5 separate regions of the Homo sapiens genome follow, and regions 2, 3, 4 and 5 are each linked to region 1. A link is a contact called in ENCODE Hi-C or POLR2A ChIA-PET data. All regions are on one chromosome and are shown on one strand. The core of a region is the stretch at or near the end of the contact, and the rest is flanking DNA. Distances in the headings are between cores, read along the strand shown.

Evidence for each region. Hi-C counts contacts between places; a loop is a spot of excess contacts on that map. ChIA-PET counts read pairs that join two places held with the same protein, here RNA polymerase II (POLR2A). Pooled maps may share reads with other maps.
Region 2: a loop to region 1 is called in a map of natural killer cell, with 6 times the contacts of the local background. The contact joins the promoter of IL6ST-DT here to the promoter of PLPP1 in region 1. A Hi-C loop is called at or near these places in 4 of 168 maps with a recorded cell type or tissue (B cell, CD8-positive, alpha-beta T cell, natural killer cell and 1 more), 1 of 37 single-sample maps with no recorded cell type and 15 of 50 pooled maps.
Region 3: a map of endothelial cell of umbilical vein shows a loop between it and region 1 (3-fold over the local background). The contact joins the enhancer-like site here to the promoter of PLPP1 in region 1. A Hi-C loop is called at or near these places in 2 of 168 maps with a recorded cell type or tissue (chondrocyte and endothelial cell of umbilical vein), 8 of 37 single-sample maps with no recorded cell type and 6 of 50 pooled maps. POLR2A ChIA-PET finds 5 or more read pairs at or near these places in 1 of 52 experiments (activated T-cell).
Region 4: a loop to region 1 is called in a map of GM12878, with 2.4 times the contacts of the local background. The contact joins the enhancer-like site here to the promoter of PLPP1 in region 1. A Hi-C loop is called at or near these places in 2 of 168 maps with a recorded cell type or tissue (GM12878 and chondrocyte), 11 of 37 single-sample maps with no recorded cell type and 7 of 50 pooled maps. POLR2A ChIA-PET finds 5 or more read pairs at or near these places in 1 of 52 experiments (activated T-cell).
Region 5: a map with no recorded cell type shows a loop between it and region 1 (7-fold over the local background). The contact joins the promoter of MCIDAS here to the promoter of PLPP1 in region 1. A Hi-C loop is called at or near these places in 1 of 168 maps with a recorded cell type or tissue (endothelial cell of umbilical vein), 5 of 37 single-sample maps with no recorded cell type and 12 of 50 pooled maps. POLR2A ChIA-PET finds 5 or more read pairs at or near these places in 2 of 52 experiments (AG04449 and HEK293).

Annotation. Positions count from the first base shown.
Region 1 is chr5:55,533,605-55,536,278 of GRCh38, reverse strand. It overlaps PLPP1 (phospholipid phosphatase 1), which reads left to right and starts at 1,315. Exons shown (of 6, transcript NM_003711.4): 1 at 1,315-1,707. The coding sequence starts at 1,650. It also overlaps the pseudogene RNF138P1. RefSeq lists an enhancer at 793-862 and a silencer at 1,093-1,732.
Region 2 is chr5:55,993,837-55,996,510 of GRCh38, reverse strand. It overlaps IL6ST-DT (IL6ST divergent transcript), which reads right to left and starts at 1,344. Exons shown (of 2, transcript NR_102755.1): 1 at 957-1,344. IL6ST (interleukin 6 cytokine family signal transducer) reads left to right here and starts at 1,548. Exons shown (of 17, transcript NM_002184.4): 1 at 1,548-1,727. RefSeq lists an enhancer at 995-1,506, cis regulatory regions at 1,095-1,768, 462-2,674 and a silencer at 1,338-1,817.
Region 3 is chr5:55,922,315-55,924,988 of GRCh38, reverse strand. It overlaps IL31RA (interleukin 31 receptor A), which reads right to left. Exons shown (of 15, transcript NM_139017.7): 15 at 2,139-2,674. Among named protein-coding and RNA genes, the nearest start is that of IL6ST, 71 kb to the left of the region's middle. RefSeq lists an enhancer at 1,557-2,157. Within about 2 kb of position 1,313, at least 10 of the 41 ENCODE cell types and tissues checked have a DNase peak (open chromatin) inside an H3K27ac peak, as active enhancers do; they include endothelial cell of umbilical vein, where a contact is called at or near this core.
Region 4 is chr5:55,901,861-55,904,534 of GRCh38, reverse strand. All of the region lies in intron 8 of IL31RA (interleukin 31 receptor A), which reads right to left. Among named protein-coding and RNA genes, the nearest start is that of IL31RA, 52 kb to the right of the region's middle. RefSeq lists enhancers at 633-1,132, 694-1,343, 1,133-1,634. Within about 2 kb of position 1,319, at least 2 of the 41 ENCODE cell types and tissues checked have a DNase peak (open chromatin) inside an H3K27ac peak, as active enhancers do; they include GM12878, where a contact is called at or near this core.
Region 5 is chr5:55,225,955-55,228,628 of GRCh38, reverse strand. It overlaps MCIDAS (multiciliate differentiation and DNA synthesis associated cell cycle protein), which reads left to right and starts at 1,314. Exons shown (of 7, transcript NM_001190787.3): 1 at 1,314-1,610; 2 at 1,698-1,794; 3 at 1,962-2,053. The coding sequence starts at 1,491. LOC124900978 (a long non-coding RNA gene) reads right to left here and starts at 2,011. Exons shown (of 2, transcript XR_007058773.1): 1 at 1,332-2,011; 2 at 1-985. RefSeq lists silencers at 1,055-1,144, 1,295-1,444, 1,495-1,564.

The sequences.
Region 1 (2,674 bases), core at 66-2,565:
TTACATATTTAAAGAGAAAATATACCAATCATTAACATCTGTAGACGGTTTAACTCTAGATAAAGCCACTATCATATAATCTTTTCTGGGTTTCACTTCTTCCTCCAGACTGGAACACTGGGCAGCTTAAAGCTGTAAAAGCTTTAAGCAATTTACACCTGAGAAAGATGGGCCATTGTTTATCATGTGGCTTTCTTTACTTCCAGAGTTACAAGGGCCTCAGATTGCAAGGTCACAATAAATTCAAAGTACTTGTGATGTCTGAGTATTAGGTATTTATTTAAAAAATCCCCATTTTACATATTAGGAAACTGAGATTACTAAATGTGGGCTAGGGTCCTCCTGGGTATGGGGCAGGGGGAGTGCTTGCTGCTGTTAAAGAAAATTATCCTGACACTTGTCAAACACATGAATAATTTATTCAAGATTATTACAATAAGGGTCATGACTATTGGAACAGGAGAGAGAAATTGAGCTCAACTCAGAATACAGCAAAGACAGCAGGGGATTTATAGCCAAGGAACAGGCACCGTGTCTGTGAGGGAGGTGACGGTGGATGGAAAATTACTAAGAGGAGACATCAAGGGTAGAGGGATTCTGGCTAAAGGCAGGTCAAGGGCTTCTACAACAAAGGTGTAATATAAGGAATCTAATCCGATATTAAATATCAAGAATTCAACGGTGATCAGGTATCGAGGATGGATGATTTAGCATGCTTCTTGCTAACATTTGGGCTCAGCCAGGACACAGGGAGGTCAACGTTGAGGCCTAAGTGAGAAAGGGCTCAGAGGTACCAAACTAAAGGAGAGCGTCTCTGTTCCTGCCTACTCTGACCTCTTTTCCCCCCTTAAACTCAGTGGTAACAATCTGACCTGTTTATTACCTCATCCCCATGGAAGGGGTGGGGAGTGGCAGGCAGCCGGTGCTCTAGGATCGTTGGGTAGGGAGCCTAGCTCTCTGAAAGCAGCAATGCCTAGTGGGGGTACCGAGGCCGAGTTCGGAGACCACCTGAGCAATTGCGGTCCAGAGCAAAGCCCCCTGGATCGGAACGGGAGCCGCCCCCACGCCCCGCCCGGCTGCCGAGAGCCGCACTTCTGGGCGGATGCCGCAGGTCGGGAGGGATGAGGCCGACGGCGCTGATTGGCTGACCGCCGCGGCCTGGGGTTTCCCTGGCCCCGCCCCTGCTGCACTCCCCCCGCCCGCGAACCCGCGCGCTGCCCGGTCCTGCGCTGCTCAGCGGGAGGGGCTGGACCCCGCGTTCCTCCTCCCTGCCGGTCCCCATCCTTAAAGCGAGAGTCTGGACGCCCCGCCTGTGGGAGAGAGCGCCGGGATCCGGACGGGGAGCAACCGGGGCAGGCCGTGCCGGCTGAGGAGGTCCTGAGGCTACAGAGCTGCCGCGGCTGGCACACGAGCGCCTCGGCACTAACCGAGTGTTCGCGGGGGCTGTGAGGGGAGGGCCCCGGGCGCCATTGCTGGCGGTGGGAGCGCCGCCCGGTCTCAGCCCGCCCTCGGCTGCTCTCCTCCTCCGGCTGGGAGGGGCCGTAGCTCGGGGCCGTCGCCAGCCCCGGCCCGGGCTCGAGAATCAAGGGCCTCGGCCGCCGTCCCGCAGCTCAGTCCATCGCCCTTGCCGGGCAGCCCGGGCAGAGACCATGTTTGACAAGACGCGGCTGCCGTACGTGGCCCTCGATGTGCTCTGCGTGTTGCTGGGTACGTACGCGCCGCCGGGTCCGAGGGGCGTGTGCGGCTGTCCCGGGAGGGCTTTAGCGCAGAGCCGCGACGGGCAGCGGGGGTGTGTTGCCTGACGCGTGCGCAGCTGTGGGGCGACACACGGGGGCGGCTTCTGCAGCCGAGGGACCCCGCTTTGCAGCCTGCACCCCGGCTCCCGCGTGCCCGCCGCTGTCTGTCGCCCGCCGGTGCGATGAGCCCAGCCCTGCTTGGACGCTGTTCACGCCTCTGCGCTCCATACCTTGCTCCTGTCCTCTGTTTGCAGTTCCACTCTAGCAGAGCAGGGTGGGCTCCTCCCCTCTGTACGGTAGAGGAGCCTGGTCACTGGCCCATCTCAGTAGTGAAACTGGAGGTTTGATGCACAGGGGATTCTCAGTAGCAGGCGCCAGTGCCTGATTTATCGTGAGAAGCAGTTTAATATTTCGGCTATAAAAGGCTAGAACTAGTTCCTAATTAGAAGGTGTGCCAGGTTGTAAATTGTCAGGTTGCAAGTAGGGATGAGCACGCCAAGTTTTTGCGTATAGGTCTAAAGAAGTTTTGGGGGTGGGGGAGGATGCGGTACCCCAGACCTGTTTCCTTGTCTGCCCAGACCTTGCCATGGTGTAGCTTTCCATCTCTTGTGACAGTGTCTCAAGGAGCAGTAGACATTCTTTGGCTGCAGCAGATTTCGCATTGTCTTCCTGATTGGAAGAGTTCAGTTATGAGGCTTCTGGTTGCCAGTTACTCCTTTCTTTTGAAGAGAAAGAACTGGAATCATTTGGATAAGGGATGGGCGTTGGAAGGAGTAGTTTTCACTTTTTATGTATTGTATAAGGCAGTTATGCTGTGAACTATTTATATATGATGGAATAAACAAAAACAAAGCAAGAGCTGCTGGAGGTTTGGATAGTCCTACTCATGTTGAAGTAATCAGAATAGTAGTAGTATTGGCAAGTTCTCAGGGTGGGAG
Region 2 (2,674 bases), core at 95-2,594, 460 kb before region 1:
AAGGCCGGAGGATCGTTTGTTGCCAGCAGTTCAAGACCAGCCGGGTCAGCATACCAAAATCTTGTCTCTCCAAAAATTTTAAAAATTGGCCAGGTATTGTAGGGGCACCTGTAGTCTGAGATACTTGGGAGGTTGAGGTGGGAGGATCGCTAGAGCCCAGGAATTTGAACGTGCGGTGAGCATGATCCAGCCACTGCACTCCAGCCTGGGTGACAGAGTGAGACTGTGAACAACAACAAAAAAATCAAGTTTCCTGGATCTATACAAAATTTTCAATTTAACAAATTTTTATAAAAATTTGTTTTAAAATAAACACCCCTCTAAATGGCAAAGCTAGAACAGAATCTGGTCACAATCTATAGGTTAGATATAGGATGACAGGGAGGAGCAAGAGCTGAACACATCAGCTGCAGCACCATCTACTTTGCCTGCGACTCCGTTAGCAGGCCCACTTTGCCCTTTTATAAATTATCTGATCAACAACTAAGAGATTAAAATTCGATCTATGTTTTACTCTATCTGAATCCTCAATATAATGAAGAACTTTATAATTGTTAATTTATGGATATAATTTAAGTTCATTAAACCATTATTTCCTTCCTATATCCTCTCATTCTTCCACAAAAACCTCTACCTTTGGGTGTTTACTTTTACAGACACCCACGCACACACCCCACACGCACGCACGCACATGCCTTATCTTTTAACTCAAGATTCTCATCTTCCTTTGGGGAGAAACAAACATCATGAGCCTTGAGGTCCATTTTCTGAGGGAAAGGGGGGGGCGGAGGCGGGATGAATAGGTTTTTACCCGGTATTTTTTATCATAAACGGGGAGGTACAAACCGCAAAGAAACACTAGTCGCTTGGTGGGCCACCACCTCTGGGGCTCACTGATCAATCGCACCCAAACTCATTTACTAATTTAAAAAAGTACTGTGGCAAGGCTCGTTTACGTAAGTCTTGGAGAGAAGCCGCCGCCACAATCTGCCGCAGTCTCGTGCGGAGTCACGGCCACCGAGCTCTTCACTTTCCCCAAGAGGCTCCCACGCCTTCCCCATCCCCAAGGGAGCTAGGCGGTCCCTCGCGGCTCTGAGTCCCTCGGGGAAGGCCGCGAAGAGAGGCCGCAGGCGCCCTGGCGAGAAGGGAGGGCGGGGGCAGCGGGCGGCGGGCAGCACCCGGGCTCCAGTTCATGACCCCGTTATTCCACAGAAAAATGGAACATTCCGCTCTTTCCGCCCACAGAGGGGAGGTGGGGGGAACCCTTCGATCTAGTCTGGGAGAGGCGACGCGGACGCAGCCACCGGAATCCGGGACGCGAAGAGCCGCGTTACGGGAATCGCTACCCCTCGGAGTCCCGCCCCCTCGTCGACAGGCGGCCACTGGACCAATGCCTGGGCGCAAAGGGTCTCTCAGGGGCCAATCAGCGCCTAGGTCCCGGTAGGGGGCGGGGCGCAGCGTTGGCCGGCCGGGGGCGCAGCTGGGCGGGATTGGGGAGCGCCCCGCCCCGCCGCGGGACTGGGGTGGCGCGCTACCTCTGCGGAGAAGGATCTGACAGTGTTCCGGAGCCGGGGCGAGCAGCCAAAAGGCCCGCGGAGTCGCGCTGGGCCGCCCCGGCGCAGCTGAACCGGGGGCCGCGCCTGCCAGGCCGACGGGTCTGGCCCAGCCTGGCGCCAAGGGGTTCGTGCGCTGTGGAGACGCGGAGGGTCGAGGCGGCGCGGCCTGAGGTGAGGAGGGGCCGGGTGCTGGGTCGCGTAGCTGGAGTTAGAGTGTCGGTGGTTTCGGACGGGCTATCTGGCACTCGAGGAGACCTCCCTTCCCCCTGAGAGCAGCGCCCGGAACTTGTCAGCCCAGCCTGGAAATCCCCACATTCCTTCCCCTTCCTGCTCCCGGACCTCCGAATTCTACTTCCACAACTTTGTCACCTCGATTATCGCAGCCCTGAGTACAAACTTCACCCAGGCGCACGCACGCACCCCTCTTAACGCCCGCCCCGCAGAACGCCCTTCAAGAACAAACCCCCCTTTTTGTTACCAGATCCCACGTTTTTCCCAATCCCCTTTTCATCTCCCCTGAAATTCTATTCGCTCCGCACTTGTCTTCATTCTCGAGGTGGATTTCCCTTCCCCAAAGCCGTTTTTTCATCTTGAAATCGTAACGTTTCAGCTTTGTTGAAAGTTCACAATGCTTATAAACACTATTAACGTTTCTTTCCTTCTTTTGATCTTTTCTATTAATAATTATCATTCCTAACGAATTCCACATCTCACTGTATCCCAAGGAGAACAAATCAGTTTTTAAAATTTTACCTCCTCCGACCTAAACTTTTGAAGATAGTGCAGGAAGCAAGGGTCTGTTCTTCAGTGGATGAACAGCATTTTATTTCATAATCCGAAACTGAAAAAAAAAAAAAATCACAGGTTAAAAATAAGACGTCACCTTTTTTTTTTTTTTTTTTTTTTGCCTTCAGAAGGAAACGCATTTTGGCTTAGTTTGTGAAGTATTTCAACAATTATACTGCCTTAAAATAACTAGTTATTAGAATGCCAGGGTGAATTTTCTGAAAGATTGTGGTATTTGCTTTTGACAGTGCTGTAAACAAACCCTTTAAACTGTGTATGACTGCCAGCTTCAAGTTGGAACAACTCTTAATTTGAAATTACGGACTCAGATC
Region 3 (2,674 bases), core at 64-2,563, 390 kb before region 1:
ACACCGCTGGCTCCGCAGACGGAGGAAGGAGCCGCAAGCCAAGGAATAAAGGCATCGCCTAGGAGCTGGAGGAGGCAAGGAAGACTCTTCCCTATGGCCTCCAGAGAGGAACACAGCCCTGCCAGCACCTGGACTGTAGCCCAGTGTGACTTCCAACCTGCAGAACTGTGAAATCATCAATTCCTGTTGTTTAAGGCATTGAGCTTATGGAAATGTGTTACAGCGGCAAGAGGACACGAATCCTTGCTAAGTCTGTGGACTCTGAAAGTGTAACTCGTGAGCCAATAACTTATTTTTATTTTGATACGAGTCTCGCTTTGCCCCAAGGGCGCGTGGGGGTGGGGGAGGGGGAAGGAGGGGTGGGAGGAGGCACCCACGTGGTACCTTATTCCAACAGTCATGGGACATCCACTCTTCCAGCAGACCTGCTTTTGCCCTGCCCAGCTCCTGGGGGTGCTTACAGATTCTACACCGTCATGGGACTACCTGCTTCTGTAGCCATCGTAAACCCTTCTGAAGCTCTGGGTCCCTGGGGGCTTCTGTCTTCTTGTCACCAGGGCTGTGAACATGGACATGGTTCCCCTCTCCATCCCCACACCTGCCGTCAGCATTTCTCTTAGACCTCACTGGCTCTAAAACCAGTCTCAAGAGCTCTCTGCAGGCACCCAGGGGAGAGGGGAATGGTCTACACGTCTCACCAAAAAGGGGTCCCCTTGGAGTCTCCACTCCTCTTGATCTCCCCAGTCCCTTGGTCATCTTACTCACCCGAGGTAGAAAAGCACAAGGAAAGTCAAAGGGCTGGGCTCCAACCCCCCACTTCCCGCTTAGAGCCTCAGAGAGCCTCCGCCAAGTCATCTAGCCTCTCTGAGCACAGCCTCCTCATCTGCCACTGGCCAGAGCTACCTACTCACAATGCAGTTGTGAGGCTTACTGGGTACTGCGTGCCACACCTTGAGCACAGCACCTGGTGTTAAATGCCAGTCAATGGTTCTTCATAAGCTTAGTGATGAACAGGGGTCTCTGCGGGTGAATATCACCCTGCCCCAGGGCTTCTCCTAGATCCATGGTGGATGTTTGTCATACACTTGGGTACTTACCAGTCTGTTCTGTGTCCGTATTCCTTGTCCCAAAATTGTTTGGTCTCACTTGCTTTCTACACCCCCTTTTTTTTAAAAAAAATCTGGCAGTCCCCCGAACCAGAATGGGTTGAGTGACTCCCTGCTTTCTACACCTCTAGAAAGTTCTAGCGGTGCAATTTTCTCACTACCAAAAACGGAAACAAGTTCAGCTGCCTGGAGAAGCTGCCAGACGGGCTGTAGACCACGTTCCCTTTAAACCACGGCCTGCGTTGTGACAAGAGTCTGTGGGCAGCCAGAGGGAGAGGAAGATCCAGGGGCTCTTTCTTTCTTTAATGGAAGTGACCCAACTGTGTTTAGAAGCTGAAGGGAAGGAATGGCTAAAGAAAAACAAATTGAAAGTACAGGAGAGGCCGTGGTGGGATGGGCGGGAGACAGAGGAAACAGCAGGCACCTGCCACTCTGAGGTTTCCTGGGAGCCTGAACAGGAACAGGTCAGGGAGCTGTAGCTGCGGCGTAGCCTCAGAGCAGAGAGCTGAGACCCAGCGGCAGCTCCAGGAGCGGGAAGGAGCCTGGAATAGGAAGACAATGAGAGCCCGGGCGTGGGTCTCGGATCCTCCACAGGAAATGCAGGCAGGAGTCATTTCCTGCAGCAAAGAGTGTAATGAGCTGCCGAGTCCTGGTCAACTGGAGCCCTTTCCCACAGCCACCAGGCTTCCCTGATCTCTCACGTATTTACATTGTGGAGCCTCAGTTTAGATAGCTGAGTAGGTAAAACTTTAAGACAGGGTCTTGCTCTGTTGCCCAGGCTGGAGAGCAGAGGCACGATCTTGGCTCACTGCAATCTCTGCCTCGCGGGTTCAAGTGATTCTCCTGCCTCAGACTCCCGTGTAGCTGAGATTACAGGTGCGCACCACCACGCCTGGCTAATTTTTGTATTTTTTGTAGAGACAGGGTTTCAGCATGTTGCCCAGGCTGGTCTCAAACTCCTGACCTCAAGTGATCTGCCCACCTCAGCCTCCCAAGGTGCTGGGATTAAAGGTGTGAGTCACTGCACCTGGCTGAGTGGGTAAAACTTTAATATAGAAGTATAGTATTACATGAAAATAGTATAGAAGTATAGTATTACATGAAAATAGTATAGAAGTATAGTATTACATGAAAATAGTATAGAAGTATAGCATTACATGAAAATGGTATTATGGCTTTTTTGTATGAAAGGCCCAAATACAAAAGCATTTTAAAAGCTGTTCCTATTACCATAACCATGTTTTCACACTCTACTTAATAACAGACTTCTCATGCACATGCATTACAGATTGCATCCGTAGGTGGTCCATGTGTGGAAAAGACCACATACCCAGTCTTCAGAGATGGTTCTCTTGGGGCCACAGATTCAGTCTTCCTAGTTGGAAAACTCTGCATGTCCTTTCTAATTTGCATAGACCACAGGACACCTTTCTCGCATTTTAGTCCACACTTATATTGAAGTTGGGCAGGAAGACAGAATTCTAGTCCTAAAAATGAAATGCATAGTACAAGTATCTCACTTCCCTTGAACAGCCACGAGAGCATTGCTGACAGCAGGTTTTGCCCTC
Region 4 (2,674 bases), core at 70-2,569, 370 kb before region 1:
CGGGGCAAGAAGCACAGAGCCTGGAGATTGACCCCACCTAACCCTAGGGCTCTGAGTTTCTCCTTCCAGCCTTCCCCTGCTCACCGCCTGGAAGCATACCCAGCCAGTCCTGGCTGAAAGTCCCTGCTGGAGCCTTGGAGATGTAACTAGACTCTTCTAGCAGCCAATGTTGGCGCTCCACCCAGACCCACTCAGCTTCCTTCTTACTGTGTGCTTGTGTTTTGCTTGGCTGGGATGACTATGAGATGTCACTCACACTCTAGATAGAGTCCCCTGCAAGATCCAGTGGGAACCCCCCTCCCTGGGGCTTTTATCTCAGATTGTACCTGTTACAGGTTGAATTGTATCCCCCCAAAGTATATACCCAGTGCCACACAATGTGACTGTATTTGGAAATAGGCCATTGCAGATGTAATTAGTTAAGACAGTGGGCCCTTTATAAGAAAAGAGGAATCTGGGCATGGAAACAGAGACACACAAGAAGCTAGCCATGTGAAGACTGAAGCAGAGATTGGATTTATGGGAGTTACTGGAGCTACCACAAGCCAAGGAATACCTGGGGCCACTACAAGCTGGAAGGGGTAAGGAAGGATTCTCCCCTAGAGACTTTAGGGAGCATGGCCAACCAGCACCTTGATGTGGGACTTCTGGCCTCCAGGACCATGAGACAATAAAGTTCTGTTGTTTGAAGCCCCCCAGTCTGCAGTGCTTCGTTTTGGCAGCCCTGAAAGCCCACCTTCATCTCAGCCTCTGCCCTGTCCTGGCCTGCTTCTGCAGCTTCCTCATCTCCCTGGAGGCACTTTTTTAAAAAATGATTGCCCACAAATCCTGGCCTGAAGAAGCCAGTGTTGGTGTCTAAACCCACACTCCTTCTCACCAACACTGGAGCTCTGAGGAGCAGGGAGATCCGGGTCTAAAGCGCCAAGTGCACTGCAGAGACTGCGGAGACCACAGGGGCGTGGCGCCGGCCCCAGGAAACCATGAGTCAACCTTGAAAGGGGAAAGCCTGGCCACACCAAGGGGCGCCAAAAGGGGAATTTCCAAGTCATCACTCTACTCAATATAAACGAATCGCCGGGTCCTTCCATCATTCAACAAGAGCTTTCTGAGCAATTACTCCAAACATCCCCAGGTGTGGTGGGAAACACAGATCCTTCCTTGAAGAAGCAGGGAGGGGCTTTGACTGTGAAAGCCATTGATTTCTTGTGATCTGCATGAAGACAGTCACCCGGGGCTCACGTGCTGGTGCTGCTTCTCCTTTGCCAACCGTCCTGGCCCATCCTGAGCTCTGCCCCAACTTGGGCCCATCTTCCTCCTCTGGCCTTATGACACAGTGGCCGGGCTTTCCGATGCCCTGCCTGGGACCACGCCACCGCTGCCTGCTGTCTCGGGTCTCACAAAACCCAGGGCGTGCTGAGCAGAAGGAACCTCATTCCAAGCCCTTATTCCAAGAGGGGAACGTGGAGGCCCGCACAGGTCAATAACCAGTTCAGTGTCACACAGCATCTGTGACCGGAATTCAAGTCACTTTATGAATAACACATCTAAGGTTGTGGGATATGGTACAAGTTGGGAATCCTGCAGATCCGAGCTGGAATCATCCCACTCCAGAGACCTTGGGCACATTACTAAGCTTGCCTGAATCCCTTTGCCGTCTATAAAATAGATCTCACAGCATCTACATCATGAGTCATGTCAAGGCTAAAATGGGAAAACCTATGTTATCTTAGCACAATTCCTGACACATACTAGTAGACAATGTATGATAACTATTACTTAATGATAGTTATACTTACAAAAATTATCTTATTATTCTCTAGTTATTATTCTCATTCTCCAGTTGCCTCCACTTTAGTAAGCAAAATTCTGTAGAATATTACTTTCTTTTGTTTGTTTTTGAGACAGGGTCTCGCTCTGTCACTCAGGCTGGAGTGCAGTGGTACAATCTCGGCTCACTGCAGCCTCAACCTCTTTGGCTCAAGCGATTCTTCCCCCTCAGCCTCTCAAGTAGCTGGGACTACAGGCACATGCCACCAGGCCTGGCTAATTTTTGTATTTTTTTTTTTTTTTTTTTTGTAGAAACAAGGTTTCACTATGTTGCCTGGACTTGTCTTGAACTCCTGAACTCAGCGATCCACCCGTCTTGGCCTCAAAGTGCTGGGATTACAGGCGTGAGCCATCGTGCACATCCAGAACATTATTTTCTTTTATGTCTGGGACTAGCATCTGTAAAGTTTCTCTGTAAAGAGCCAGATAGCAAATATTTTAGATTTTAGGTTTTGTGGGCTAGGTCGTCTCTGTCATAACTATTCAACTTAGCCACCGTTGCACAAAAGAAGCCATAAATAATATGTGAGCAAATATGTGTGGTTGTGTTAGAGTGAAACTTCATTTACAATAACAAGTGTCCAACCAGATTTAACCTGCAAGCTGCAGTGTGCCAATACCTGATCTAGGACCCTTATAATTGATGATCACACAGTCGTATCTGACACAAAGCCAAAAAAAACCTAAGTGAATTTAGCATAACTTTAAAGTGTATTTTATAATATTTTTAAAGTCGATAATCTGTGTCTAACAGAAATTTGATCAATCAGAAATTTTATTAAGAATGACAATAAGCCAGGAGCAGTGGCTCACGCCTGTAATCCCAGCACTTAGGGAGGCTGAGGCA
Region 5 (2,674 bases), core at 65-2,564, 310 kb after region 1:
ACAGCTGAAAAGGCTTTTAAAAAATCACTAATTTACCCATACTAAGCACCAGTCACTTTACATAAATAATCTCACTCATCTTCACAGCAACTCTATTGAGGCCAGTGTAACTTTTTTTCCTAAAGACCTAGGGCTCATGGACCTGGTCCTCAGGCACTCTGACCCTAAAGCCAGAGCTCCTCACCATGAGCCATACCACACCAACTCTAGCTGGCTGACCTCACATCAATTCAGTTTCTGCATCTACTCCTGGGTCAGAGAGTCTCTCACTCTATTCCAGCTCTACCATTGGATTACCTTCCACCGCTGTTAGGGTATCTTGTTTCTTACTAGAGGCTCTTTCACTACGACTACTAGGTATAAGGGGAAAACAAGGTGCCCAACATAGGGGGGTGGGTACACAAAGATTCCAATTTCAGACGACTGTTCAAATTGGATGAATATGAGTGGTACTGAGAAAGGTCCCTCGCCTAAGGATGCCCCTCCCTAGGAGATGCCTCGGACTCAGGAAAATGCCCATTCCTTGGAGAGGTGTTGGCTTGGGAATGGCAACTACGACTGCGAAGAGACCAGCCAAACGTGGCGATGGGCCGCTGAGGCCACTAGGAAAGACAGGAACAGGGTTTTCGGGGATTCGGTACTTTCCACTGTGGCGTTTTCAGAAAGTGGAGGAGGGTTCGTAGTGTCACTTTTTCTTAACGGACGGTCTTTTAAAGGCTGTGCTCACGCGCCACTGCCGAGAAGAGTGCGGGGCTTGGGGAGCGGGGCGGGCTCTTGGCGTCAGGCCAAAAGAGACCACGTGGAAATCCATAAGTCAGGACCCAGGATAAGGTTCAGGTTTGAGGGAAGGGGCTTCTGTAATAAGGGGGCTGTTCCAGGGCATCCCTGCCGGTATTCTACATCCTTACTAAATCCTGCAGGAGCGCAAAGGCCGGAGTCTAGCGCTGGCGGGTGTCACTCCACGTTTATTTCGTGCGCCTTGTGGCTGGAGTGGGAAGAAAAGGAAATAATCGTTAACTTTGCCATTCCCCCTGTCTGTAAGCGGGAAGACGGTACCCAGGGCGAGGGAGACCGGCGTTTGCCCGCCCCTCCTTCTCCCTCTCTTCGCCTGGCGCGTCCGGGAGGCGGCGGCGCCAAAGCTCGCCGAAACGGCGCTGGCGGGCCGGGGCCCCGCGCTGGCGGCTCCCGGGGGAAGCCCGGTTGCCAGGTTGGGTTTAACGCCTCCGCCCGCGCGCAGATTGTCCCGGGCTGAAGGCGCCACCTCTGGCGCTCAGGCGCAAGCCACCCCTCCCGCGCGGCGGTCCTCCCCCTCCCCCGCCATCTCTCAGCACCTCCTCGGCAGCCCCTCGGCTCCTTCTCGGTCACGCGCCTGCCCCAACCTCTGGCTGGCTTCGGAGCCTGCAGGCACTGAAGGGAGTGCAGGGTGTGGATCGCTGCCCCAGCCCGGGCCGCCGCCTCCGAGCAGTCGGCACCCGGAGGCAGGAGGCACAATGCAGGCGTGCGGGGGCGGCGCGGCCGGCCGTCGGGCCTTCGACAGCATCTGCCCCAACAGAATGCTGGCACTGCCGGGCCGGGCGCTGCTCTGCAAGCCGGGGAAGCCGGAGAGGAAGGTGGGGCGGTTGATTCGGGCCGGGCGGGGTCTGCGCGCTCGGTGCCCCGAGGGCTGACCCGCGTTCAACGTTTGTGTGCCCGGCCAGTTCGCTCCTCCGCGGAAGTTCTTCCCCGGATGCACAGGCGGGAGCCCGGTGTCGGTGTACGAGGATCCCCCGGACGCCGAGCCCACAGCGCTGCCAGGTGAGCCCCGTGGCACCCACGCTACCCCTCGGGTTCCCCGCGCCGGGAGGGTGCGGCGCGCACAGCTCGGAGGAGCTTCTCTCCCCCGGGCTCTGACGTCCTAGCTGCGAGCCTGGCGGAGAGGCTCAGGGCCCGCCCGGCGCGTGTCTCCCGGTCTCCCCGCGCAGCCCTCACCACCATAGACCTGCAGGACCTCGCTGACTGCTCTTCGCTACTCGGGTCCGACGCGCCGCCTGGTGGTGACCTGGCCGCCTCGCAGGTACCTCCCCTTCTCGTGGAGCCTCGTGGTTTCACGCAACCCAAACCCTCCTCCGGGGTGGTGGTTTTAATTCCCCAAAAGCTCCTCTCGGGTCGGGAGCGCAGGCACACTCAGCTGGTGAGGGGAAGCATTGTGCAGGCACCTGAGCCTCCCAGATCAGAACTTCTACTTGCATCCTAGTATGTTATGAAGACCACATATCCACTGGAGCTGATTTGACCAACTTGATACAGTCGGGCTCATCTGGAGGCCTCCCCTCCTATTTCCCACCCTATCTACTCTTTGGAGCTGTGACAAGATTGCGCACTGAGAGACCAGGCGGGTGGGTGGGAGCAAAGTTGCGCACTGGGAACCTGTTGCATTCCTATCAGTTCTCCCAACACCCCCTTCCTGGCCATTTTCATTCCGTGGGTATATAAGAAGAGTGGAGGTTGATGGATAACTTCTCTATCAGGACTGGAAAAGAGCAAGAGAATTTGCAGTTGGAAGAAGCAGGAAGGACAAAGGACTCTGGAAGTAATCTTGCAGAAAATGTTCTTCTCTGCAGAGACAGTCCTTCAGCAATTGGGCGCTTTTTCAAAGTCCTGTTCAGCCCTTCGAAAAGCTCTAGTCACTTGCCGT